Linked DNA regions of Homo sapiens: region 1 is linked to region 2. Evidence: chromatin loops called from intact Hi-C (ENCODE). Cell type or tissue: psoas muscle. All regions are shown on one strand.

What was found. A loop is a pair of places that touch in the nucleus more often than their neighbours do. Peaks named below come from ENCODE experiments on the same cell type or tissue, not always from the same donor. Only the 100,000 strongest peaks of a DNase experiment are listed, where the experiment ranks them.
Region 1: it touches region 2 in a loop (1.9-fold over the local background); 26 of 110 quality-filtered maps call a loop at or near these places.

Annotation. Positions count from the first base shown.
Region 1 is chr18:55,520,864-55,523,363 of GRCh38, forward strand. All of the region lies in intron 3 of TCF4 (transcription factor 4), which reads right to left. Among named protein-coding and RNA genes, the nearest start is that of MIR4529, 43 kb to the left of the region's middle. In psoas muscle, CTCF peaks have their summits at 1,436 and 1,664; no DNase peak of the experiment used is centred here.
Region 2 is chr18:55,576,884-55,579,383 of GRCh38, forward strand. The region is part of intron 3 of TCF4 (transcription factor 4); the gene reads right to left. Among named protein-coding and RNA genes, the nearest start is that of TCF4, 10 kb to the right of the region's middle. In psoas muscle, a CTCF peak has its summit at 1,096; no DNase peak of the experiment used is centred here; H3K4me3 peaks cover 1,952 bases; H3K27ac peaks cover 2,165 bases.

The sequences.
Region 1 (2,500 bases), 56 kb before region 2:
CACTGTGAAATCAGTGTTCCTTAAGCCACTATAGGCTTGTGACATTTTTTTCTTTCAGCCTATTCGTCGCAATTCAGAGTCTAATTATCCAGTTTGTGAAATACCTAGGCCTTGGTATCTTTTCCTTTTCTCAAATTTCTTATATGGCTTCTGCACTATGTCTTTGTGATAAGGCTGAGGGGGGTCAGAAAAATGGTGACATTCCTATCAACCAGCATTGCTACTTACTAGGAATTCTGGAAGCGAGTTTATTTGGAAAGACTGAAACAGCTGTCTAACAATTTTCCCCCAGAAACAAAAATAAATGGAATTATCGTTTCCTAACAATAGATTATACATCATGCAAAAATTATGACAAATCGGATTCAAGTAGGAGTATTTTTAGCATGAAAATAACTTTCTTCAAACAGTTATAGTAATAAAAAATAATGAACTTAACTCATTACCTTAAAAGCATGTTATGTAAATGTTATCTTCTAGCTTCTAATAAAGAATAACACTTTGATTTACATTTCATGCACTGCAATGACCTTCAATAGAGATGTCAATAAGCCTCTTTACTGCTTTACAACACCAAAAGCAAACTGTACACATTAAGTCAAATCTCATAATGCAAAACCTTCTTTCTCCCATGTGTTTGCTACCTACATTATACGTTATCCTCCCAAGAAAATCACACCAGAACTGTCGGCTTACTCTCACCTGAACTTTATTTCTCCAGCTTCCCCACAGTGAGTTGACTGATAAAGGCCATGTGCCTTCTGCAAGGCCATCCACCATTGCTCTAAAAAGTGCAGGTTACTTTAATAACCCTTTTACCTTTGATAGAGTATGACATACACAGCACTTATCAGATGCAATTAGGTTTATAATAAATATCTAGACAGAAAATTTGCTTAAGACACGAGTCCTCAGGATTTGTCATCCTCTTTCTAAAGTCTCATTTTTAAAGGGAGTTTTTAGAAAGCTAACTAACTACTGGAAGACCGCTGCCTTCCTGAACCAGTATGGTTGGATGTGTGGCTTAAACAACATACATTTACAGTCCTCTGGCTTTAGACTTGAGAAGAAGCACCCATGAACAGTCGGATGGAAACAGCTACCATCCCCACGGCTGGGGAAACAGGGAAGCGGTTGGGTTTCCAGAGCCTGTAAGCTCAGAGAGACGTGATGAGGAAGAGACACCAGCAGACTGGGGCTGTTATCTCCAAGGAGGTTAATTTTAGGAATGTAGACAAAACTAAAAACTGGAAAAGACTGATGTTACCAGAGTGATGATAACAAGAACAGGAAAGGCCAAGTTCTTCCTCCTCTAGCCTTCTACTCTCCCTCCAGCGCCTCCTATTGGTAGAGGCTGACATGGAGACCAGCATACCTCTTTACAAAATATATGTAGTTAGCCTCAACATCACAGAATATATTAAGAAAGGCAGATTTGCAGCGTCCTAAAGTTTAACATGTTAAAAACTGTGTAGTGAGAAAAAAATCTGCACAATAAAATATAGGGAAATATGTACTCATAATTCAGAGGGAAATTATACTTTGAAAAACATTTTCACCCTATAAAAAATACAAGTGGAGTCTAGAAAACATCACATTTGACAGTTATATAAAATAGAATATTTCTATAAAATAGGTGTCAACACAAAAGATTTGTGAAGAGATGTAAAAGCAGATGGATGTAATAGGAAATATTGTAAGAAAACTAAAAATGCATTAACAAAATTAAAATTTGCATAAAATTGTAGAAAAATTGTCACTGATGTAGACGACAAACTTGAAAAGTTCTCTTACAATAATACATGGAAAAAAAGAGATAATAATAAAAGAGGGAGTACTGAAGATCAAAGATGAAAATATCTACCATAAACACACAGTCATCATGAATCGCTTATGCATGAGAAACATGTATTATTTTGTGGGAGTGTTTAACACATCTTTCTAGGTTCAAAAGAGATCTAGTTAAGAAAAAACTTTAAAAACTGAAAAGCAAATTAAAATGTACACTACAGAAAATAAGCCACATTTCCAACTATTACAAATATAAAAATAAATCTCATCTGAAATACTGAGAAATTCCTAAAATATCATTTGTTGGGACACTAAGAGTATAAGAAATTTTAAGACACAGAAAATACACTGTTTCTTTACTGGCCACACTTTAATAAAACTAGAAAACAGTTATGAAAATTTTAAAAGCTAAACTTGATAATCTCTTTGAAATTTAAATGAGAGTTCAAGTTAGCTATTGTATTAAAAGGAAAAAACTGCCAAAATAACTTCAGAAACTAGTAACACAGAGAATATTACATTATCAACAAAACTTATGGAATGCAGCCAAATTTTTACACAATACAAATTCATGATCTGGAACATAAGAGTGAAATAATTTAACTCAACAGTCAATTTAAGGAAAATGACTTCTATAAAACTGACCCAAGAAAACAAAGGAATAACAAATGTTTAATGAATTAATAAATTAGAAAACAGAAAAACCATA
Region 2 (2,500 bases):
TATCGTTAGTGTATTTTATGTGTGGCCCAAGATGATTCTTCTTCTTCCAGTGTAGCCCAGGGAAGCCAAAATATTGGACACCCCTGTGTTAGAATATATGCCCTCTGAGAGAAGGTTCTCTCTTCCATAAAGCCCTCTATGTCCTCTAATTGCTAACATGGAGATATGAGAATAGCAGGTACTAAATATATATATATATTATATATACATTTATATATTTATATATGTATATATACATTTATATATTTATATATACATTTATATATTTATATATGTATATATACATTTATATATTTATAAATGTATATATACATTTATATATTTATATAAATGTATATATACGTTTATATATTTATATATGTATATACATATTTATACATATATGTGTATATATACATATATATATATGATGATCCATCAATCAGAATTAGACTAGATAGATGAAAAGCTGACTAGCTAGATGCAAACAACATCCCATCTCCATTCCCAACATATTAAAACCCAAGGGGACAAACTGAAGCTATGCTACCAGTCTCCAGATATAAATATAAATAAAGATACTTTTCTAACCATAATCATTATCAATTTTTACTCATCTTAAGTGAATATAAAAGCAATTACTGACAAGGTATGCCAATTTGCATGTTTTTCATGGCTTGCTCCTCAGCATTTTACACACTGTATGAAAACTGGATTGTCCAGAGTTTCAATAACCTGCATAGATGCTAGGTCTTTTTGCACTTTACCAGTCCTGTAAACACCCCATACTTAAGTCTTCACATGGGAAATTTGAGATTAAAAACCTTCCATTTGGATGCCTTGCAATTCAGCTAAGTACCCCCCAAAAGAATGTTTAAATGAATGGAAGATTAAAGCAAAGCAGAACATTCTAAGGGGTATCCTGTAATGGGGCTTTGTCACCACCTTCTCTGTTTTTATTGAGCAAGTGGTCTTTTCCCAAGGAGCAGAAAGTTTATATGCCAACCATCAGTCCAGTTTAACTATTTGAAGTTTAAAATGTCAGAGAAAAAAGTTTGTAATGGAAATGCTGACAGGCCATGAAGTAAAAAGGCACCAGCAGGTGCTGCTGTAACCCAGGGTCATAATTCAATCAAGCTGGATTTTGACGTCATCCGTTACAGAAAAAAGCCAAATGGTTTATGAACAGCACCAGATCCCCCAAGATTAAATTACAGCCCTGATATTTAATCATGGGTCTTACTTTGTTATTTTTAATAACACAATACATTTTAACAGTTATTTGTCAACTGCCTTGGCCAAATTAGAACACGTGATGACAAGTGGGCTGGATTACAACGTCCATCTTTCACAATCTCAATTTTTAATAATTTTTTCAGAAATGGTAGATTATACACATTTTTCCCTTCTTAAGAAATATACAGTTGGTACCATCGAATTGAGTCCAAGCCTTAATTAAAAGCAGCATGAGGTCTTTGACCAGAGGGTCAGGACATGTGTATTTGTGTCCTATTACAGCCAATAACCAACTGCATGATTTGGGCAAAAGACTTTTAACCCTCCCGAACCTTGGCTCCTTACCTAAAAAATAGAGCATCTCTAAAGTCTCTTATAAATGTAAATTTCCATAAATTATTTACTTGAAAAACAATATTGTGTCATTACTTTGGGATTCCCTGAGGATTTGAATGCAAACTTTTTATAGCAGAAAAGTTGACGGATTTTGTATTTCAGCTAAAATTACTTGGATCAAAGAGACATTCTGGCACATGAGAATTTATAAACTAACATTTTTAGAGGCAATGTCAGCATCAGCAAGTGAAACAGGTTCTTTAAAAAGTAACGTACAAATACGGCTGCACAAATACTGCCGCACATGTGAAGGGGTGTTTGCAAAACAAATCAATAAAGGCACATCCAACAATGGATTGCAGTTAATAAACTACATATAGTAATTACCACCAATGCCAGTCCAGAAAGTCATTCATTAAATGTTAATTGTCACACAAAAGTACAAAAGCACCCATTTGAACAATCAATCGTGTGGCTGCACCTTTAAATAAAATACTTTCTTACAGCCCTGAAATTCACCCACATAAACTGATTTTAAACACACCTGGGTATTTGATATGCTGATTAACTGGGCCTTTATCTTTGAAATGAAAGTAAACATGACAACCTTTTCAACATTTTCACTATTCCTGCAAGTCTAATATAAATATATATATATATATTTACCTATATATAACTTATAACAAAGTGTTAATCTTCTCCAAAGATTAAATTATTATTTCTCTTATATCTCTCTCCTAAGTATTAAGAGAGATATGGGTCAAAAGTATCCACATAAAACCCATGTGCATACCTTATTCCTAGTCAATTGGCTCACGAATGTACAAAATGGGTAGCTCACATATAAGCTAATAAACCTGGTGGTCAGTTGTGAAAATTTTACCCAGAGTAATAAGAAACCAGTAACAAAAATAACCTTTTAAAAAATCTGTAATGTATTTTACATTTT